Regions from separate parts of the Homo sapiens genome. Here region 2 is linked to region 1. A link is an interaction called in ENCODE POLR2A ChIA-PET data of the cell type or tissue named here. Cell type or tissue: MCF 10A. All regions are shown on one strand. Links, peaks and the distances in the headings refer to the core of each region. The heading gives the core; the rest is flanking DNA. Region 1 has its middle 97 kb from the start of LPGAT1-AS1. Region 2 overlaps LPGAT1 (lysophosphatidylglycerol acyltransferase 1).

Region 1 (12,006 bases), core at 146-8,145:
CCCCTGACACCAACTATTCCACATAGAAAAACCCATCTGTCTTTCCAGACCCTATAGAAACACCCTGACCCTGATTTGTCTAACCAAGCACGATCCTTCATATTTCTCTGTAACCAGTATTGTGTACACTCAGCTGCCCGACCCTGGGGTTGGCTGCAATGTGGATAAATGGTGGCTAATGTTATCAGGTCCTGTTAATGGGAACGAACAGCTCTCTCCACTGTCCCACACCCTATATCAGCCACCTGGCTATTCTCCGAGTCTCTGTTTCTTCTCATCACATCTCTCTGAGCCTTGGCCTCTTCATCTGTGAAAGGGGGCTCATAGTTACCCTGTTGAAGAGTTGTGAAGATTAAATGTGATAACACTCACAAAGCCTGGTGCCTGGCGGGTGCCCAACAGATATTGGTTGCCTTCCTCCTCAGTGGTGGATTGGCCAGCCTGGCCCAGTGGCCCAGAGAGCAGCGGGGACAGGAACTTCAGCCCTACAAAACAGTGACATTTCAGGTCATCTCTGCCTTAAAGAAGGATGACGTTCCAGGTCTCATTTGAGGACCTAGAAGGGACTAAAAGCTCTTAGACTCAAGAGGAATGTATCCTTTTCTGTTGGGAGGAGGGTATTTCCATCTCTCAGCCTTCCCTGTCAGCACAAGTATTGATCCCTGGGGAAGTGAGAGAGGGGGCAGGGGAGTGCCAGGAAGATATGGGAGAAGTATCACCAGTGCAGTGAGCCGACCCAGACATCCTGTCATTCTTTCTGAGACTTATTTGGTCAACTGCAAAATAAATGGGCTTATATCCAAAGTTAGTTTGCACCATCAAATCTACTGGACATAAGCCCCAAGGTTCAATGGGTGCTTCATACCTAACTGATCAGAACTCTTTCCCTACTAACAAGGTTTTGGAGAGTTTGCCACCCCCCAAAAATGGAGCAAGAAGCAAGGAAGTTTACATTGAGTATAAGGAAGAACTTAGTGAACTCTAGAAACAATTACATACTGAAAGAAGGAAGCATTCAGGCTTCATGGGTGCTTCTGAAGGGCCTTAAGACAGGAAGCCTGTTCAATCACAGAGGTGCATTTGCCAAGAGCCTCTCTGGAGGCAGAGGAATGGACTCTATGACCTCTTGGCCCTATTTTATCAGCAAGATTTCATGGAGGCCACAGCTGCAGACTTCCCAGCAGGAGGGCTTTGCCTGGGAGATGCGTTGTGGCCCAGCTCCCCACCAAACACATGCCTTCGAGACTAAGGGCTCAGGCAGTGCAGCCGCAGATATAAATAACCTTCGTGTGACTCTTTCTGTCCTTAGAGCGGATGCCTCCAGCCATTGCCCAGAATGGGATGGAGGGAACAGGAGAAGGGTGCACAGAGAAGTGGTGGGGGTGGAGTGGGGGTGGAGTTGGGGAGGGCTGGGGTTGACAGCTGAGAAGAGAGTGACGGTGAAGAGGCTGTGTTTTCTCTCACCTCCTAAGTGTGTGTGTCTGCATGTTTCTGTGAGATAGGTGTTCATGCAGGGAGAGGAGCTGTCCTACTTTTGGGGAACGGGGTGCTGTTCTTCACAACGTGCTTTCTTTCTTTTCCCACTACCATCATCCTAGTTCACAACCTCATTATGTCTTCCTGGAATATTGCTTTCACTTCCTAATTTCCTTGCTGCTAGTTTCAGTCTCCTCTGAGTGAACCTTTCTTACCATTGCTTCCCAATTCATTCTTCTTTTTTTTTTTTTTTAAATCTAGACAGAGTCTTACTCTGTTGCCCAGGCTGGAGTGCAGTGGCACGATCACAGCTCACTGCAGCCCTGACCTCCTGGGTTCAAGGGATCCCCCACCTCAGCTTCCTGGGTAGCTGGGATTACAGGCGCGTGCCACCACATCGGGCTAATTTTTTGTATTTTTTTGTAGAGGCGGGGTTTCACCACGTTGCCCAGGCTGGTCTCAAACTTTTGGGCTCAAGCAATCCACCCACCTTGGCCTCCCAAAGTGCTGGGATTACATATGTGAGCCCCCGCGCCAGCTGCAATTCACTCTTCTTGTTAAAAAAAAAAAAACAAAACTGGGTTCCCAATACAGTGCACATTCTTCAATATATCATTGAAGATCCTCCACAATTAGACACAGGCCTAGCAGCCAGACCTCTCTTTTCTTTTTTTTTTTTTGAGACGGAGTCTCGCTCTGTCGCCCAGGCTGGAGTGCAGTGGCGCAGTCTCGGCTCACCGCAAGCTCCGCCTCCCGGGTTCATGCCATTCTCCTGCCTCAGCCTCCCGAGTAGCTGGGACTACAGGCGCCTGCCACCACGCCCGGCTAATTTTTTGTATTTTTAGTAGAGACGGGGTTTCACCGTGTTAGCCAGGATGGTCTCGATCTCCTGACCTCGTGATCTGCCCGCCTCGGCCTCCCAAAGTGCTGGGATTACAGGCGTGAGCCACTGCACCCGGCCCAGACCTCTCTTTTCTACGGCCCTCTGTGTGTATCCCAGCCCGCAGTAAAACTGGCACCCTGGGCATTCCATGAGCTCAGTTTGCACTATCTTACCTTTGTGGCTTTGCTCATATTTTCCCTCTGTCTGAACACTCTTCCCTCCATCCGTGAAAAACCTGTTCGTCCTTCCATGTCCTGATTTCTAGCCAGACACAATACTCAGTATTCCTCCATAGCCCGTATCCCAATCCATCTGTGTGAAGCAGTCTAGCTGCATGGCCCTGGGGTCGGAGGCACTGTAGACAAATGGAGGCTAATGTTACCATGTCCTGCCAGGAGCAGCCAGCTCCCTCCACTGCCCCATGCCTCCCATCAGCTCCCTGGCTATTCTGGCCTCCAGCCCTGGTTCTCACCCTGGCTTGAAGCAATCCTGGCTGATCTGCCTGCTGGCCATCCCCAGTGTTCGCCTCGGAGACTGAGGCAGAGAGGCAAGCTGTCTGAGCTCTGAGCAGTGGAGAGGCTGGAGCAGGGCCTGCTAGTATCACAGAGGCTCACCGTGGGCCTCAAGTGCAGCTGAGGCTCTGAACTGAGGGCTGAGGTAGGAGGGAGTGGGCAGTGACTAAAACTTGCAAGAAAGTTTTAATTTTTTTAATTTTTTTTAAGAGTACTTATCTATCTCTTTCCTCCTAGTCATTCTCACCCTCCTCCAGCAGCAGCCTCCTCTTGGTCAGAATTTAGAATATGTTGTTGCTTTGGATGGCTGGGGTTTCAGTTTCCAGCTAGGTTCTTCCCTGTCCATCTTTCCTCCCTCCTGGCCCTTCTTTTTCCTAGACTATCTACTATGTGCAAATCATCATGTATATGTGTAGCAGGGACAGAGTCCCTGCCCCCAGGAAGCTCCCAGATGTTGTCACCTATGTCAGGGTACTCAGTGAGTGTCCGTGGTGCCAAGGTCTAGCTGAGGTGTCCAAGTGGCACTGAGGGAGACTTGAGCAGGACACACATTATTTGTGTTGACTAAGGAGGTATATGAAACCTGGAAGACCCTGTGGAAGGTGGAGTGAGCAAGGAAGACACCAGGGAAAACAAAGACAAAGAGGCTGGGCACAGTGGCTCACATCTATAATCTCAGCACTTTGGGAGGCTGAGGTGGGCAGATCATTTGAGGTCGGGAGTTTGAGACCAGCCTGGCCAACATGGTGAAACCCCATCTCTACTAAAAATACAAAATTAGCCGGGCATGGTGGTACGTGCCTGTAATCCCAGCTATTCGGGAGGCTGAGGCAGGAGAATCATTTGGACCTGGGAGGTGGAGGCTACAGTGAGCTGAGATGGCGCCATTGCACTCCAGCTTGGGTGACAGAGCAAGACTCCATTTCAAAAAAAAAAAAAAAAGGCAAAGAAAGGAAGCCAGAGGTGGCCTTTGGTTTCCCACCACTGCAGTCCAGCCTGATTCCAGAGCCAGCTGTGAACCCAATTCCTAAAGCTCAAATCTGAGGCTTCTGCTCCTACGTGGGCCGTGTGTTAGGTTGCTTGCCAGCTCGTGTTTTCCCCTCACACCCCTACCTGCCATGTGTTTTCATCTATGGATTCTGCAACAAGCTTTGAACCACAGGACCTCCCTCTGGATGACTGGATCTGGACAGGTAACCTTGGAAGCTTTCCAAGGCCATGTTTTCTGCTGTAAAGATGGTAAAAGAAAGCCCAGCTGGGTTCCTGCCCCAAATTCCCTGAACTGCCCCACCTTGTGTCCTCATACTGCAGTGAGATATTCATCTTTGTGCTTTTTTTTCAGGAAAGATACGTGACCTTTCCCTCCTCAGAGGCACCCACAAGTCCCTGAGGAGAAATGAAGGGTTAAAGCAACAAGGCAAAGACAAAAACAATGTTCAGCCTTTTCAACATCCGAAATAAAATATTGAGCATAGACAGAGAGATTTTTGTTGTAATAATAGACAAGAGAAAGAACAGTGGGATGACCATGGCCACTTTGGACATGCTGACTTTCTCATTGCTCCCTGAACCCCAGTACATTGCACGTCTCTGGGCCTTTGTCGGTGCTTGGCTCTCAGCATGCAACGCACTTCTCTCCCAACTCTGCCCAGCAAGCTCCAGCCCATCTCCTATGATTTACCCAAGTCAAAAGTCCTCCTTTCCAGGAAGCAGGAAGAACACTGAAGGCCCCGGGGCTGAGTACTACTGGCCTTCTGTTCTACTCTCTAGTAAAGCACCCGGCTTCTGATAACTTTATAATGTTCTGCTCACAGATCTGTCTCCTCTTCTAGACTGTAAATATCCAAAGGGAGGGATTGGGAGTTCATCTTTGCCTTCCTGGTGCTCAACATGGTGGCTGGCACATGGTAGGTAATCAAGAAAGTTTAACTATTTAACGCAAAATTCAGTGTCAAATTACCTAGCCTTCATGCAGTTTCCGGTCTGAGCCTTGCCACTGAGAAGTGGCTGTAAACACAAGAGCTATTGCTCAACCGATTCCTGGGTGTGGCTAGAAATGGCAGAGGCTAGTTCAATAGCGGGTGCCCCTAAGCCTTACTGCAAAGGATCCAGCATTCCCTGCCATGCCCTGAAGCAGCCTTATAATTCTGCAATCACTGCTAGATAAGCAGTGTAGCCCATAGGCCCTGAAGCTTGGCTCTTTTGTGACCAAGGTGAAGCCTCACCATCCCTGTCTCTGGGCTTCATGTTCTCCATCTGTCGTGAGGTTGTAGGTCCTAATTAGAAAGCTGTTAGAGATTCCTGAAAGGACTGTTATTGTACTGCAGCACAAAGAATATTATGTCAGGGTGCTATAAGAGCACAGCAAATAATGTGAACGAGGAAATAATAAGGGCACTTATTCCCAGAAGCATATTGATTTAAACCACAAAAACTCCTTGGAACAGGGCTCAAGAATTATAAAAGCCTGAGCAATCAGCAACCCCTGTGGGAGGGGAGCCCATGCCAGGCAATTGCTGGAGAGTTCATTTGGTTGGTCTTGGCAGGCCAGTTTTGTCCCTCAGGTGTTCTTGCTTTGGTGAAATTTCCCTGTTGTAATGAGCCCAGCCTACCTGCTGGGTTCTAGGGAGAAAGGACTATTATTTCCACATCCTTTGCATAAGAAGCAAAGGACTGGCCTTAGCACACAAGTGAATTCACTTATCATCCTCTGTGTGATGAAAACAGATCTCCAGATAACAGAAGCTGCATCATCACTTCTGCTTCTAAAGTCTGCATAGCAGGTCACACCCTGACCCAGCCACTGCTATCTCTGGACAGCAACTTGGGAAAACCAGTTACTCAGTAAATATGAAAAATAAAAAGTCACCTTAACAAATGCGTCATCCTGGAGTAGAAAAGCATGTTTAAACCTGCTTCCAACAGCAGAAAGGGCAGAGCCTGTAAGAAAAAAAGAATGATGGCACTAATTGGACAAAAATTTTAATTTAAAACTTGAAATGGGGGAGCACTGACCCCATTTCTCTGGAGTTTGCACATCCCAGGGGAAAGAAATAAAACATTAAATGGCAAAAAGTATCATAAGCCAAACTCTAAGATAGAATAAATTATAGGGAATATATTTGCAGCATTCATAATAGATATCAGAGTAATATCCTTAATATATAAAGGCATTTACAAATCATTAAGAAAAAGATCAGCAACTAGCATGGGAAATTGAGAACACAAAGAATCCACAAAAGAAAAAATAAAAATGACCAATGAACAGCTAAAAAAAAAAATGTAATAATGTAGCTATGAGCAGTGGGCCTGCCTGTAGTCCCAGCTACTCGGGAGGCTGAGATGGGAGGAATTGCTTAAGTCCAGGAGTTAAAAAAAAAAAAAAAGTAATAGTGAAATAAATATAATTTAAAAATGCAAATTTAAGCAATGAATTTAATTTTTACCTATTAGATTGGCCAATTTTTTTTTAGTGGTAAGTGGTGAGTTCATGTATGACATTGAGTGGTAAGTGGTGAGTTCGTGTTCTAAAGCAAACAATAACTATATTCTATGACCCTGCAGTTCCATTCCTAGTTTCTCCTAAAGAAACCTTTGCACCTGGGCATAAGAAGACACATAGGAGAATGCTTAGAACACCCCTGTTTATAAGAGCAAATGCTGGAAGAAACCCAAATATCCATCAATAGATACATAGATATATAAATTATATATTTGTATAATAGAACACTATACAGTGGTAAAAATGAGTGAATTGTAGCTACATATAGCAAGAGGCATGAACATAAAGTTGAGCGTGTGAAGTCAGTCACTCTAATTCCATTTGTATAAATTGTATGGTGTTAGAAGTCAGAATAGTGGTTCCTTTCAGACAAAGACAGTAACTGGGAGGGAGTCAAAAGGGTTTCTGGGGTGCTAGTAATGTTTTGTGTCTTGATCTAGGCATGTGCTCCCTCAGAAAATGCACCACGCTGAACTTAATATACATGCACTTCTCTAAAAAAATTAAACGAAAATAATCAAAAGATATATTTCAATTATTTTTAATAGGTCTGCAGTATAAGAAAAATCACCTCAATTGCTTACTTTCCAAGATATATTAGAGGCATAGAAAAATAATGTAAGAATACATTTTCTTATCATTAACATTCTGAAACATGAGAGGAAGCCCCTCAAAATGCAAGGCCCCCTTCATTGTATACAATATTTAGTGTAGCACGCAGGCAAATACAGGTTTACAGATTTCTAAGAAATGGGTCTGGTATCATCTCCTTCTCCTTTGTCCAGCACTTTCTGAGCTGCCAGCAGGGAAGGCATTTGAATGTGTGACATACTTCATTTACAAATTTTTTAAAGCAAGTTATAAAAGAATACATAAGTACAATTTAATTTCTATAAAGGAAAAATATGCAGAACTAAGGCACATATTGTTAAAGGATACAAGCATATGTGGTAAAACTAACTAAAAGCAAGGAACTGGTAGAGACACAGTTTAGGAAAGTGGATTCTTCTTCTGAGGAGGAGGAGTGCAGGGATGGGGTCAGAGAAGGCACAGGGGGGCTTCTAGGAGACTGGTGATATTCTAGCTCTGAAGCTAGATGGTGGGTTCACAGATAAATATCTGTGTATTCTTTACGTCCTTCACATTAGAAATATTATTTGTATGTATTTAATATTTAATAAAAACAAATTTAAAATTATTTTAAATAGACTTTTATGCCATTCCTGTTGGGGGTGGGGTGGAGTATAAATTGGTAGAGTTTTTCTAGATGAAAGAGTGGCTATGAGTGAAAAATCATGTAAAGATTATACTTCTAAGAAATTTTCCTAAAACAGTGATCAGACAAGAAAGCAGAGGTATTATAAAAATATATTTATCAAATGTGGTTTATTAAGACAAAAATTAGAAACCATCTAAAGTCTTAAAATAGAAACTGATCAAATTATACTACTCCATAAAATAGAAAACTATGTAATATTAAGATTGATGATGATGATGTACATCTGTTGACTGTCATTGAACTACATTCATGATATATTTTTTAGTAAAATAAAGTTTCAAAACATTATGGTTATGGTATGATCTAATTATTTTTAACACAATATATTTTCATGTAAAGGTACATAAGTAAGAAGGTCTATAGCAATATTAATAAGGTGATTCTTTCTAAATGGTACATGTATTACTCACAGTCAAGAAAATAGGCCCAGTGCAGTGGTTCGTGCCTGTAATCCCAGCACTTTGGGAGGCCAAGGAAGGGAGATCTCTTGAGCCTAGGAGTACGAGACCAGCTTGAGCAGCATACTGAGACCCCGTCCCTACAAAAAAAAAAAAAAGAGAGAAAGAAAGAAAAGAAAAATTAGCCAGATGTGGTGGTGCACTCCTGTAATCCAGCTCCTCAGGAGGCTGAGGCAGGAGGATTGCTTGAGCCCAGGAGATCAAGGCTGCAGTAAACCGAGATTGCACCACTGCACTCCAGCCTGGGTAAAAGAGCAAGATCTTGTCTCAAAAATAAATAAATAAATAAAAATAAGCAGAAGAAAATAATCAAAAGATATATTTCAATTATTTTTAATGGGTCTGCAGTATAAAAAAATCACCTCAATTGCTTACTTTCCAAGATATAGTACAGGCATAGAAAAATAATGTAAGAATACATTTTCTTATCATTAACATTCTGAAACATGAGAGGAATCCCCTCAAAGTGCAAGGCCCCCTTCATTGTATACAATATTTAGTGTAGCACACAGGCAAATACAGGTTTACAGATTTCTAAGAAATGTGTCTGTATCATCTCCCTCTCCTTTGTCCGGCACTTTCTGAGCAGCCAGCAGGGAAGGCATTTGAATGTTGGCAGCCTTCAGCTGCATCCACAGCCGCATCTCAGTCAGCACCACACAGCTGCCTTCTGGGGTGAGGCAGCCGAGAGGGCAGGACAGGAGGGTGTGGCCAGGGGACACCTGGCGCTGGAGTAACAGCCCTGACTGCTCTAAGCATAAGACTGCCGCTCTTGACTCAGAACCTCTCCCCATCTCACCAAAACCATCACCCACACCTCTGGAGTGTTTTTAGGTGACAAATTCACTGATCAGTAAATCACTATAAAAAGCTCTTTCCGGTTGGGTGCGGTGGCTTATGCCTGTAATACCAGCCCTTTGGGAGGCTGAGGTGGGTGGATCACTTGAGGTCAGGAGTTTGAGACCAGCCTGGCCAACATGGCAAATCCCCGTTTCTACTAAAAATACAAAAAATTAGCTGGGCTTGGTGGCATGAGCCTGTAATACCAGCTACTTAGGGGGCTGAGGCAGGAGAGTTGCTTGAACCTGGGAGGTGGAGGTTGCAGTGAGCTGAGATCACACTACTGCACTCCAGCCTGGGTGACAGAGTGAGACTATGTCTCAAAAATAAAATAAAATAAAATATAAATCAAATAAAAAAATAAAAAGCCCTTCCAACGGGGAGGCTACTCAGTCTTAAACAGTGGCCAAAGGACTCCTTAGGGTTGCTCTGTCGTTCCCCCAAGCTCACCATCTTGGGGACCTTCTTGGTGACCCGTTTCTGACCACTCCTGGTTCGTGGCTCTTCCCTCAGCCATGTCTTTCTTTGGTTCTAAAGCTCAGAAAGGCAGCTGGGCTCTGGCAAGAGTCTACTCGGTGAGGTGTCCAGAATGGCAGCGCCCAGTTGCCCTCTGTGCCCTGTCCAAACTGCATAGTAAGACACAACTCGCGGTGTCTGCGGTGGGGCCCCCGACAGCACACAGCCCTGCAGTTGGGGCCATGAAGTGGTGAGGGAGGCCGAGGGCAGAGAAAGGGCGCTAAAGAGAGGCAAAGGCACAGGAGCTGGGGACAAGAAATGGGAAATGTGCCACAGGAGTTTCCCTTTCATCTCTGTTTCCCCCCTTTTTAAAAAAGCACAGGCACTTACCTAATGGCTGCCTGTTTCCTAAATAATATCTGGATAGAAAGAAGGATAAATGATTAAATTTGAGCATAGTTTTAATATTGTTTACCCTAGAAACATGCGAATTCATTATTTTTGTCCTAGTCAATCAAACTTAATTCAGCTACATCAGTGTCCATCGAGTGCCTGTGGAGGTGAGGGGTGGGCTAGGCCAGTGAGATGCACAAAGGTGAATAAGACACATTCTTGCCCTCCATAGGTTTCTAGAAATGTCGGAAATATTCAGTAAAATACAAGCCGTGATGATACCACAGAAGTGAGGAGAGCAACAGAGAAAAAGTAACTCACTTCCAAATTTTACATCTTTATTTTTGAGGACTAGCAAGCTTTCTGATTCCATCTGTGTGTGTGTGTGTGTGTGTGTGTGTGTGTGTGTGTGTTTTACTAGAGTCTATGTATTTCCATGTCGTGTTTTCCTGTGTTGTGCTGGCCTAGAATGGGCAGTTGCTGTGGCTGATCTTGGGTGCGCAGTAGCAGTGGTGGTGGGCTTCCCTCCAGGAGGCTGCCATAATGGGCCTGCCTCCCCAGACAGCTCCCTTTCCTTGTGCTTCTGTGTCCAAAATTCCCAATTCCTGGGAGAGGAATCTGGGCAGGTCACAGCATGAACATGACCACCTGGAACTATCTAGGGGTGTGTGCATCAGAAGTGCAGGGGAGGTTGTACTGGCCCCAGAGAAGAGCAGCTGAGCAGATAACCCACTGCAATTCGGAAGTATATACTATCGTTTCCTGTAAGTGTATCTTTAAGTCACTAACATGTGACAGGCAGAAGGCATGGAGGTGCGCAATGATTGCCCTCATGTTTTACATTGTGTGGCAGATCCATTTGTTTTATCTCTTTCTGCAGTAAAAAGCATCGTGTGATGACTCCCTGTTAAGTGACAGTACACCTGACTGCCGAGTCACCTTTTCAGATAAGGTGTGTTCCCCTTTTATTAGGTGCTATAAGGAGCAGTATTCAGATGCTCAGTCGTTTACCTGGCAACCACTTACTGGGTAGCAACTACATGCCTGATACGTGATTGCTTTGCTTGAGGAACCCACAGTCTAAGGTGCTTGAGGAACCCACAGTCTAAGGTGGGAGTCTGTGATATATAGAGCAGCAAAGTGACATGAGCCATTAAAAATTAAAATCTGTCTTCTCTTTCAACTGCTTGCCTACATTACAGATGAAATGCAAGGAATACCTACTTCCAAACAGACAAGCACAAGCCTTCTTAGTTGGGACCAAGCACAGCTGGCCACTGCAGCAGCAGGCACAGTGACAAATATTCATTGCAAGTGTGAAGAACCCTCATTACACTTTTAGGGATATCAGAGAGAAAGAACAGGTCTATTTCCTACCCCTGGGAGGGAGTGGAGAGTCTCATGGAAGAGATAGGCATATGTGCAGATGATCCCAGAATTTCCACCTAGGAGGGACACAGGGGCTTCATTTACTTGGGAAGGGGCAGGCTTGGGGACCTGGATTGTTGTGTTTTCACAGGACTTTACCTGAACTGAGAAAACGCCAGATGCTCATGACAAAGAAGGAAGTGTGTGTGTGTTGGCGGGCATGGGATGCTGATGGAGATTAAGAGGAGATGGCTAAGGCCTCCAACCCTGCTCTTGAAGGCAGCACTAGCCATAGGTAGAACTACATCATACATATAGGAAAGAAACATTGAAACATGCACACGGGAGTCAGGGACCTCGGCCTTAGGTGCCAGCTTTGCCGCTGGCTGGAGCAGGTCTTTTTTCTCTCTGGGCTGCAGTCGGGGGTCCTCTGGGATGCCCCTGTGCTTCAAGAGGCTCCAAAGACAGATGTGAGACAAGTGTGATATGCAGCAGAACCAAATAAACCTTGTCAAGCCAACCTCAGGTAAGGGCTGCTGCTCACTCAGCTTGCCTGGTCAGGACACGTGACCTTGATTTCCATGGCCTGGTAGAACCCAACCAGCCCAAATGAACAGAAGAGTTACACAACTGAGGAATGTATGTAGACAACAAAAGAAGGAGGTAAAAATAACTCAATCTGCAGGACTAAAAGATAGTTGCATTGTTTAATCATAAATTTACCCAACTAACTACTGATACGTGATCTGATGTGATATATGATTTGACATGTGCTCTCAATTCCCTTACTTAGTAGGAAACTGGAAAATACTTTTTTTTGACATAAGATCTCGCTCTGT
Region 2 (12,006 bases), core at 1,860-9,859, 120 kb after region 1:
GTCTCTTCTTTGTTCTCCTATCAGTTTCTTCTTCATTTCTGTGATGGCTTTGTTTATTCTTCTATTTTTTTTTTTTGTTTAGTTCTACCAATTCATGCTTCCCTATTCCTGTTATCTAGACATTTCTCCCTTGAGTTCTTGTATTTCTTGTTTGTGGTCTTGTTCTTAGTGATGATGGCTTCACTGATTTTCTTAAAATCAAGCAAAATTATTCAGTTATAATTTTTGTCTTCTCCATTGTAATTTTTTTTTAGTGTACTCTGACAGTTGGTACATTATCTATCATTTTTCTTAAAGTATCTCTCAGTCAGTACCATGCCAGTTACCTTTTTTTCCTTGTGACTTAATGAATTGGATTTTCCTCAATCTGTTATTTGTAGGAGGTTTGTATGGGGCCAGGGTAGATTTCCAGATTTCTGCCTCAGAGGTAGTCTTTTTCACATATGACACCTGGGTGTGTTTCTCTGTGTGGCCACAAGTCTTCTGCCTCTCTAAAAAAATGTCTAGACCTTCTAGAAGGTCTTTTGCCGCTAATTCTGAACTTTCCACTCCTTCCTTTGCAGCTGTGATTGGAGGGACATGGCTCCAGCATGCCAATGTAAACCACCCCCCTGCCTGCCTTTTTTTTTTTGAGACGGAGTCTCACTCTGTTGCTCAGGCTGGAGTGTAGTGGTGCAGTCTTGGCTCACTGCAACCTCTTGCCTCCTGGGTTCAAGCGATTCTCTGCCTCAGCCTCCCGAGTAGCTGGCAGTACAGGCGTCTGCCACCATGCTTGGCTAATTTTTGTATTTTTAGTAGAGTCGGGGTTTCACCATGTTGGCCAGGCTGATCTCAAACTTCTGACCCCAGGTGATCCATCCGCCTCGGCCTCCAAAAGTGCTGGGATTACAGGCGTGAGCCACCGTGCGCGGCAACTCTTTTCTTAAGGAAAGGTATTGTTCTGTTGCTTTCTGAGATCTGCCACTGTCAGGCCCTCTTCATCACATGCCACACTGTCTTGCCCTATAAGCTGCTCTCCACCCCAGCATAGATTGTATGCCTTGTTTGATCTCAGCCTTGTTCTCAGGTACTTTGGTGGTTTTATTTTTTAGATTTAAATTTTTTGGTTTTTTTTGTTGTTGTTGGAGACAGGGTCTTGTTCTGTCACCCAGGCTGTAATACCATGGTGCATTCCAACTCACTACAGCCTGAAACTTCTGGCCTCAAGTGATCGTTCCCATCTCAGCCCAAGTAGCTAAGACGACAGGCATGTACCACCATGCCTAGGTAATTATTTTAATTTTCTTGTAGAGATGGGGCCTTGCCAAGTTGCCCAGACTGGTCTCAAACTCCTGGCCTCAGGCAGTCCTTTCACCTGGCCTGCCAAAGTGCTGTGATTATAAGCATGAGCCACCGCACCCGGCCTGGGATTTTTATATTTTTGTTTTTCTCCTAGGTTTTCTGAAAAAGCAGTTTTGCGCAGTTTTTTCTCCTTGTTGCTATCTGTATTTTCCCAGAAGATTCATGCCTATAATGCTGCTATGTCCATACCAAAAAGTACAACACAAGATTTTTGTTTAACTATGTAATTATAATTAAAATAGCACTGCCACCATCCTATTGTACACTGGTTGATTATTATAGAATGGAGAGCAATTTTACCATCTAATTAATTTTCTTTGAGGTCTGTTGAAAAGCATAAAGTAGGCTCCAAAGTGTGTTTCTTTTGTCTCCCAGTGGTTTCCAACGTGTTTTGATTCTTAGACTGCTTACCAGTAGCATATGTTTAAGACATCCACTCTATTTCCATTTGGCTGCAGTAAGAAAATGTCATCAAAACGAATGGAAGGAGTGAGTTACCTTTGGTACTTTAGTAAGGAATATGAAATAAATGTGACATTAATACAGTAAAGCTCTAGGGTCTGGTCTGCCTTGAGAACTTTAAAGATCACTAGTGCACTCCAAAGTTTGACAAATATTGTTACATAAGAGTTTACCATTCCTAATCTAAAATTAGGGTTTGCTGAGTATTTAGGCTTTGTTTTAGGAGTTTCTTTTCAGAGTTTGCAAATTAGTGGCCATATTCAGAAGCTGATCTGTTTTATTTTGTCTTAGCACTATTTAAACTTAAATTAGTTGTCAACATTTCAAATTAGGGAGATTTCACAAAACATGAAAACAAATTCCACATTTCCAGCTATTCTTGAGAAATTAGAGATCTGGCCATGCTGAGCCCTTGTTCCTGCATAGTAACGATTTGCTGGAGCTGCATGATGACCACCCCCTTTACTGTCCAGTTTATCCAAGATCCTGCTTCTTGTCTTATTTTGGGCCTACTTTACTTATTAAGGATACTTGCTTGGATCCCAGAGACTTGGGTGATGTTCATTTTAAAATATTTAAATTATAATTACTAGTCTATTTCTGTTAAGCATGGTTTTGCATTTATATGCCCTAGTAGTGCCTAAGACTAATGAACCCTGCCATTAAAAACTGAAAGTTGGCTGGGTACGGTGGTTCACGCGTGTAATCCTAGCACTTCGGAAGGCCAAGGCGGGTGGATCACTTGAGGTCAGGAGTTTGAGACCAGCCTGGCCAACATGGTGAAAACCCGTCTCTGCTAAAAATACAAAAATTGGACTGGTGTGGTGGTGCATACCTGTAGTCCTAGCTACTCGGGAGGCTGAGGCAGGAGAATTGCTTGAACCCAGGAGGCAGAAGTTGCAGTGAGCTGAGATCGCACCACTGCACTCCAGCCTGTCTCTGGACAGAGTGAGACTCTGTCTCAAAACAAAAACAAAAACAAAAAACCTGAAAGTTTGTTAGTAATCTCAACTGCTGATTTTATGAAGCAGAGGCATTTAATAGGAACGAAAAAATGAAGCACCATTACCAAAAGCTGTGGTCACAAGGTTTTTCAAGTTTCATGTATCCTATTACTGACATGGTAAAATGTTGCCAGTTGTTTATACACTCATTAGTTAGTAGAATGTCTCATTTCTTCTTAAGAATATAATTATCTAAAATCTAGATTATTAAAAATTCTTTCTTTCTTTTTTTTTTTTTGAGATGGAGCCTCACTCTGTCCCCTAGGCTGGAGTGCAGTGGTGCGATCTCGGCTCACTGCAACCTCCACCTCCTGGGTTCAAGTGATTCTCCTGCCTCAGCCTCCTGAGTAGCTGGGACTACAGGCGCCGGCCACATGCCCGGCTAATTTTTGTATTTTCAGTAGAGACGAGGTTTTGCCATGTTGGCCAGGCTGGTCTCGAACTCCGGACCTTAGGTGATCCACCTGCCTCTGCCTCCCAAAGTGCTGGGATTACAGGTGTGAGCCACCATGCCCAGCGACGGATGGTTTTATGAATAGTTGAGTTCGTTATGAACTGCATGTTCAAAATGCATTTGTGACAAGTTTTTTGAAAAACAGAGATCAATATATACGTTTCCCCCTAATATGATGGTTCCATTTATTAAAGTTAATTGAGGTCCTTGAAGGGAAGAAAATTAACTGGGGGCTAAATTTATAAGTATAGGTTACATGGATAAGGAACTAGGATGTCATTTGGAATAATTGTTGCAGGCTGTTTTATACGGTTGGGATAGAATTTGTTTTTGTATATGAGACTCTGAATTGAGCAGCCATTATAAAGTGTAAATAATCATTCTAAGCTGTGTTAAGCCTCAGATATTTGTATACAGATGTATTTTCAACAAATAATAGATATTGCAAAATAAGTATATTAGAGATAGCATGATGTGTTGGGGAAAAAACATTGATTTTTGAGCTAGTATGAGGTTGGATCCTGTTTCTCCCACTTGCTAGTTTTATCTTTGAGCTAGTTGCTTAATTTCTCTGAGCTTCAGTTTCATCATCTGTAAAAATGGAGGTTATGAAACTTGAATGTAAAGTGAAGCCTGGTGTTTGGCACTCTATAAATGATAATTTCATTATTATTAGAATGATCATTATTATATTAATGTCTAGGAAAATAATTATGTTAGCCTTTTGGGAAAAGGCATGTGTAAATGAATAAAAGCTAACTTATGAGGTAGTCTTAGAAATATATCTGAGGCTATTCAGGCCTAGCTAGTAGTGTAGCTCAATCGAGTTCTTGCTTTAATCAATCAATAAAAATAATTTAGGCCGTAGTCTGAATAAAATATTAACTAATTAGATTTTATGTTTGTAAATTTTGCAGTGCTTCAAAGCAATTTATTAATTCAGTCACCTATTCTAATGCAAAAATTTGAGTGCCTTCTCTGTGTCAGATATTGTGCTGGTGGCTGGGAGTACAGTGGCAAACAAAACAACATAGTTGCTGTTCTTAAGAAGTTTACATGTTAGTGTGGGAGAGAGACAACAGGAGTCACATCATAACCACGGAATCACATGTGAAAAGGGCTATGAGAGGATGAGACAGAGGACTTGAGCTTGAGACTAGTGGTGCCAGGGAGGGATGCCCTTGAGAAAGGAACACTGAAATTGAGACCTGAGGAATCAGTAGGAGTTGGCCAGGTGAAGCTAGGAGGAGGGACAGCATGCACAAAGGCAGAAAAGCCAGGCGCAGTGGCTCACGCCTGTAATCCCAGCACTTTGGGAGGCCGAGTCGGGTGGATCACAATGTCAAGAGATTGCGACTATCCTGGCTAACACGGTGAAACCCCGTCTCTACTAAAAAAAATACAAAAAATTAGCCGGGCGTGGTGGCGGGCGCCTGTAGTCCCAGCTACTCAGGAGGCTGAGGCAGGAGAATGGCGTGAACATGGGAGGCGGAACTTGCAGTGAGCCGAGATTGTGCCACTGCACTCCAGCCTGGGTGACAGAGCAAGACTCAGTCTCAAAAAAAAAAAAAAAAAAAAAAAGAAAAGCATTTGTCATGTTTGAGGAACAAAGGGAAGGCCAGTGGCTGCAGCAGGGAGGGAGTGAGGGGGAGAGGAGTTTAGTGGTTGAGGGAAGCTGGTGAGGCCAAATCCTTTAAAGCTTTGTAGTGCATATTAAGGATTTTGAAATTTATCTTGAGGAAACCATCGAAGAGTTTTAAGTAAGGGAATGATGAAATCAGATTCCCATTTGTAATTCTACTCTGCAGCTTTGTAGAAATGGACTCAAGAGAAGCCAGTGTGTGTGGCCAGGAGACCGTGTGGAAGATTCTCACCTTATCAGGTGAGGGTGATGGTTGGTCTAGTGATGATGGCAGTGGAGATGGAAAGTGAACTGATTGGAGAGTTTTATAGGAGGGAAAATTGTCAGGACTTGCTGAGAGATTAGACATGGAGGATGAGGTAGAGAGAGAGGTGACAGGGATGCCCCTGAGGTTTCTGGTGTGAGCTGCTGGGTAGATGGGGAAGTTTAGAGAGGAGGTAACTGAGAGGAAAGATTTTAAAAATTTAAAAATTTAGCATAGGGTAGATGAAAAACATCCAAGTGGAGCTGTGAAATTGACATGGATGTGCAGTCTGGAACTTGTAAGGGAAACTTGAGCTAGAAAGAGAAATCGGCAAATTATCCATGGTGTTTAAAGCTGCTATCACCTAGGGATATCTCAGTACGAAGTGACGAGAGGCCCAGGATTAACTTGTGAGGGAATGCCACCATTTGGAGGTTAAGAGAGGAAGATGGGAAGAGAAGAAGTGGAAGGAATGCCAGCCTTAAGAGTGTGGGGTCACAGAAGTCCACAGTGTTTCAATGCAGGGACCCGCTGAATGCAGCTGAGCATTTATTTACATTTTCCAAGATGAGAGCTGACATATCTTTTATTGTATTTAGCAAGAGCAGCTTTGTTGAGGTGGTAGAAGTGTAACTAGATTGGAGTGGGTCGAAGATGAATGATGAATGGGAGAGGACAAAATGGAAACAAGAATGTATGATTTTCCAGAAGTTTGGCTGTGAAGGAGTAGAGGGTGATACTGGAGGGAGTGATATAGGGTCAAGGGAAGACTTTTTACATTTTTTATTTTTTAAGGTGGAAAAGTCTAGATCCTGACCCACTTAGGGTTGTACCTGATGAAACCGGGATCATTTACTTACACAGCTAGTGTATTAGGAAACTGTTCTTGGTGAGGATTGAATGAAAGAATGCATATCAGCACTCCATACATGGAAAGCACTTAAATGTTGGCTCTGTTGGCAGAATCAGGCTGAGTGGTCCAGAGCCCCCATGGATCTGGTCCTGTTCCAAGCTCTTTAGTAAGGCTGCTCTCCTGCAACCCCTCCTCATTTTCTCAGTTTCATTCTTCCTCTCCCCAAAATCTGTTCTTTGTTTCTTTGAAAATTTCTACCTGCCTGTCTAACCTTGTGACACCCTTCCACACTGCTCCAGTTTCCACTCTTTGCCTCCCTCTGAACCTCTTTGGCATCAACTCTGTAGTTGTGGTTCCTAACTATTGGGCTGAGATTTCCTCCAGTGCTTCAGAGTTATCTCAGGGGGTCAGGAATCCATACGCATATTAAGTACCATCTGTGGATGAATAAATAATGTGTCTTGTAAATATGTGCTAATGTTTTTCAAATATATGTGGCTGCTGTTTTGATTAATAAGAAATCCTTTAAAAGCTTTTAAATTTTGTTGTTACTTTTATTATGGATATTTTCACTCAATTCTAAAAGAACTGATATGTTAAGGCTGGACACATTTTTTGACCTTAAAAAAGAATGTTCATACTTGACAAGGTTAGGAATCATTGCTCTACAACATTCAGATTTCTCCTTCATGTTCTTGACTATTACCTTTTCTTTTCCTGTCTCTTTAACAGACTTGTAAATTGCTTAAGGGCAGGGGTTGTGGTTCTTTCTTCTTTCATGTACCTTACTGCAGAGGTTGGCAAGCTACAGCCCTTGGGCCAAATCCAGCTCACTGCCTGTTTCATAACTCCCCTCCAGCTAAGAAGCTTGTACAGATGAACATTTGCAATCAACCTGATGCTAAGAGAACACTAACTTTGAACTCCAGTTAAGCAAAATGTTCTCTCCTGAGAAATAATTCCATTCTTGTCATTAGTAGACCTGCATTATATAAATTGTATTCAATTATTATTAATTTTTTATTTTGAATTTTGTCAATAAAATTTTCGTAGAAATTTGTTAGAAAACAAATTTGTTACATAAGTACCGACATAATACCCTCATTTGCCTCTTGGCCTGCATATTTGAAAATTTTGCTCTCTGATCCTTTATAGAAAAAGTTTGAGGACCCCTGCTTCGTAGTCATAATTTCTAACCTTGTCTAAACATCTGAATTATTTGAGGAGCTTTAAGTAAGAAAACATACGTATTTATAAGCATAAATATATATATTCCTGTACCCTGGAGATTCTGTATCAGTACATCGGGGTGGAGCCTGGGAACTTATATTTTTAACAAATTATTGAATTGTTTGGGAATCACTTCCTTTTAATGCATTCGTAGAGTTGAACCCCAAGAGATAATGAAATGAATATTGAGTTATATTCATAGATAAATTCTTACTTCAGCATTTAGTAGCTATGAGACCTTATCCAAATAACTACTTGTTTTGCTCGTTTAAAAATTTTTTAATTCTTTTATTTATAGACAGTTTTGCTTACTTTCTGCAGTGGTAGTTCTTTTACCTTTGGAGGTTTATTAGAACCTCTTTCAGAATCTGATGAAAGTAAATAGCCCCTCCCTCTAGAAGGGTGCACCTGTGTTAGTTTCCTGTGACTACCAAAACAAATTACTACAGAAGTGCTTAAAGAAACATAAACTTATTCTCTCACTGTTCTAGAGGCCCGACATTCAAATCAAGGTGTCAGCAGGGCCAAGATCCCTCCAGAGGTTCTGGGGGAGATCCCTCACCTCTTCCAACATCTGGGCTGCATTCCTGGGCTTGTGGCTGCATCACTCAGCCTCGGCCTCCAGGGTCACATTACTGCCCTTTCTTCTCTGTGTATCTCTGTTACACAAGGACTCGAGTCGTTGGATTTAAGGTTCATCTGGATAATCCAGGATAAGCACTTCCTCTCAATATTCTTAACTTAATCACATTTTTTATCATATAAAGTAACATTCACAGGTTCCAGGGATTTGACATGGATATCTTTGGGGTTGTGGAGGGGTGCATTTTTCAGCTTTCCATAGAACCTTTGCACATGGTCACAATTTTACAGTTTCAAGGAGTCACAACTCTGAAGTCCATTAATGGATCCTATGGACTCTAGGTTTGGGCTCCTTGCTCAGTGAGAACCTTATACCTATAGTGTGTTCTAGTTAATCTCTTTATTCTTTCCTGTCTCTGTGTCATATGCTTACATTAATCATCCTATTAATACCATTTTCAAAATGATGTTTTTTTCTTGTAACCTTAGATTTTTCCATGTATAGTTTCCTGGTTAGGTTAATTTCTCTGGTTCCCTTAGAAACTTTTTATCCTTTGATAAGACTTTTTGTTAAAAAGAAAGCCCTCCCAAGCCTTTTTACTTCATTCTGCAGTAGGGAGACTAACTTCTGTGCCAACACAGATAACCAGTAATGCTTCTAGTGAGAAGAAACACCTTGATTGAGTATCTGCTGTGCCAGGCCGTTTAACAAGTGCTTACACATGGCTTCTTACTTAATGTTGAAAACAATCCTGTCAAGGGAAGTGGTATCAGTGAGCAAATGAAGATCTGTGGAAGTTAGGTAATGTGCACAATGTGAGTGATAGAGCTGGCAAGAGCCGAGCTAGTCTTTGAGTGAAGGGCTGCTCTAAAGCCCATGTGTTTTCATTATACCATGAATGCTCTTATCCTCCAGGATATAAAGATAATCTCATCTTTTTTGTTTTTTAGGCAGAGTCTCACTCTGTCACCCAGGCTGGAGTGCAGTGGCGGGATGGCAGAGTCTCACTCTGTCGCCCAGGCTGGAGTGCAGTGGCGGGATGGCAGAGTCTCACTCTGTCGCCCAGGCTGGAGTGCAGTGGCGGGTGGCAGGATCTTGGCACACTGCACCCTCCACCTCCCAGGTTCAAGCAATTCTTGTGCCTCAGCCTCCTGAGTAGCTGGGACTACAGGTGCACACCACCATGCCTGGCTAATTTTTGTATTTTTTGTAGAGACGGAGTTTCATCATGTTGGCCAGGCTGGTCTTGAACTCCTGGCCTCAAGTAGTCCACCCACCTTGGCCTCCCAAAGTGCTGGATTACAGGCATGAGCCACTGTGCTGAGCCAAGATACTCCCATCTTTAAAAAAAATCCCCATTTAGCAAACTAGCCTCCATCATTCCCGACAGCTCTTCATTCCTTCCCTCTGACCCGTATGTTATCAGTTCCTTTTACCTACTGGCTTTCTGTTGTTTATAACATAATGTTAAGGATTCTCGTGCTTTAATAACCTGGCCCAAGCCTGCCTTATCTTTTGGGTGCTCCCTCCCTTTATTCTTTCTGCTGCAGTGTAGAATGTCCCTCCTATCAAGACCCAGTCCTTTTGTTTGGATTTCATTCCTCCCTGCTTGCTCATAAACCTTCCTTCATTGTTAATGTCCTCTTTCTTTAACTTTCATAAAAACTCTTGACTTTCCAATTACTTTTAAAGAATTGGAGGATATGGTAGCCTGGGTCTGTGTTTCCAAATATCAGCAAGAGACTAGAGCTGAATAGTGTCTCCCCACTTTGGGTGGTGAATGTTCTCTTTATTTAAACACAGTCCCACTGCTCCCTATTGTCATATAGGAAGCCTACTTCCCTCTGTTGTCACCTGTGTGGTGATAAAACAGGAATTTTGTATTCCCTGGCCTAAAGTCTAGTATCTGACTTTTAAAAGTAATCCTATAATCTGAATTTGTATTTATAGATATAATCTTATTTCCTCTTCTTCTCAGTACCAGCTGTCTCCCCAGGAAGGTTACTACCCGGGCATGTTCTCGCTGTCTTTTGTATCTCTTCCCTTCATATTTCAGCTCACAATGACTTCTTTTCCTAGCTTCTGTGGTACGTACATATTTTCGTGTGTATTGTATTATTTCACAGTTTGTTTTTTATTCCCAATAAGTGAGCAAACTTCTTGAAGACAGGGATTGTATTACCTCAATTAAAAAGTTGACTTAAGTTTTATATGGAAGAAAACATACCTTTAAAAAGCAAAAATCACACAGCTAAGTGAGATGCTGGCATGATGATGGGCATATGAGATGCTGACATGATGATGGGCATGAGAGCTGAATATGACAGGGAACAGCATATTCAAGATTCCAGTCTATCTGTACTCCAGGGCATACATCTGTTGACTGGAAAGGCAGGCAAATTGTGTATACTATTTAAAATGTTTATCTGTTTTAATTTTTCTTTTTTCCTTCCACCCTCTATCTTCCGTCACGTTCTACTTTCTCTTGAATTGCATTAATTACTTCATGATAGAATTCTAGTATACTTTTATGTCTTCTGCAGTGGTAGAACCCTGTGTCTCTCTGAAGAAAATAAAACCAGTTGAATGAATGAACATATCAATTAGTGCTTTGGGGGATAGTGAACAGGAGGTGGTGTAAATTAATTATATTTACCATCTGTGTTTTTCTTTTCAACTAATTCATTCAGGCAGGGAGGAACCATAGAGTTACGTTTCTTCTGCTTGACTTAAAATATCTCAAAATTCCTTTCCGGCTCTACATTTCTTTAAGATCAAAACCCTTACTATATATAATAGTTCAGTTCTAAAGCTTTTTAGAGCTCTGTTAGCAAAACAGAGAGGTATTCATGTTGTACACGTATTCCTGGCAATTTGGTGTAATCCTTTACCTTTAGGAGATGTTAGAATTTCCTTTTTTCCATTTACTCATTTTAGGAATTGTATTAGTCTGTTCTTAACACTGCTAATAAAGACATACCCAAAACTGGGTAATTTATAAAGGAAAGAGGTTTGAATGACTCACAGTTCCACATGGCTGGGGAGGTCTCACAATCATGGTGGAAAGTGAATGAGGAGCAAAGTCATGTCTTACATGGCGGCAGGCAAGAGAGAGCTTGTGTAAGGGAACTCCTCTTTATAAAACCATTGGATCTCGTGAGACTTATTCACTATCATGAGAACAGCATGGGAAAGACACGCCCCTCATGATTCAATTACCTCCCACCAGGTCCCTCCCACGACACATGGGAATTATGGGAGCTATAATTCAAGATGAGATTTGGGCAGGGACACAGCCAAACCATATCAGGAATCTAAGGCCGATACTGCTAAATTCCATTACTTAGTTAAAGTTTTCCCAATGTTATAAAATTAAAAGACCTTTGATTTACATTTGAATCTCTGAATTCAGTGTTGTTGCTCAACTTATACATAAATGAAAGGAGTTATTTAAAAGGGTGAGACAAGAAACCTTTGAGCAAGTTGGGGATTTTGTACAGGTGGAAGTGCTGTTATTGGGACATACTATAGAAAGAAACTTAAGATGTGAAGTCTTAGCTACCTCAGCTCTCAGTGGTTTAACACAATTAATTTTTTTTTTTTGGAGTCTCGCACTGTCGCCCAGGCTGGAGTGCAGTGGTGTGGTCTTGGCTCACTGCAAGCTGCACCTCCCAGGTTGACGCCATTCTCCTGCCTCAGCCTTCCGAGTAGTTGGGACTATAGGCGCCTGCCACCACACCCAGCTAATTTTTTTTTTTTTTGTATTTTTAGTTGAGACGGGGTTTCACTGTGTTAGCCAGGATGGTCTCGATCTCCTGACCTCGTGATCCGCCCACCTCAGCCTCCCAAAGTGCTGGGATTACAGGCGTGAGCCACCGTGCCTGGCCAACACAATTAATTTGAACCAGGCTACTTTGGGGGAGAGGTTGTTAGATAGTAAATGGAAGAAAATAAACACGAAACAAAAAGAGTGCAGTCCATTTAGTAATGCCTCCCATTATTACTTTGATCTGGAGGAAAAAAGATATTTACTGTTTGGCCCATTACAGAAAAAGTTTGCTGAGTTCTGCTCCAGGGTAAATATCCAGAAGTGGGTTTTCTGAGTCACGTTGTAAATGTATGTTTAACTTCATGAGAAACTGCCAAACTCTTTTCTGCAGTGGCTATACCATCTTACATTCCATCAGCAATGT

Evidence for each region. Peaks named below come from ENCODE experiments on the same cell type or tissue, not always from the same donor. Only the 100,000 strongest peaks of a DNase experiment are listed, where the experiment ranks them.
Region 2: POLR2A ChIA-PET joins it to region 1 with 10 read pairs; 5 of 35 experiments call an interaction of 5 or more read pairs at or near these places.

What each region holds. Positions count from the first base shown.
Region 1 is chr1:211,922,068-211,934,073 of GRCh38, reverse strand. It overlaps the pseudogene LOC124904505. Among named protein-coding and RNA genes, the nearest start is that of LPGAT1-AS1, 97 kb to the right of the region's middle. RefSeq lists an enhancer at 5,231-5,732. In MCF 10A, for the core only: no CTCF peak of the experiment used is centred there; DNase peaks (open chromatin) are centred at 4,903 and 5,593.
Region 2 is chr1:211,808,610-211,820,615 of GRCh38, reverse strand. The region is part of intron 2 of LPGAT1 (lysophosphatidylglycerol acyltransferase 1); the gene reads left to right. Among named protein-coding and RNA genes, the nearest start is that of LPGAT1, 16 kb to the left of the region's middle. In MCF 10A, for the core only: no CTCF peak of the experiment used is centred there; a DNase peak (open chromatin) is centred at 6,805.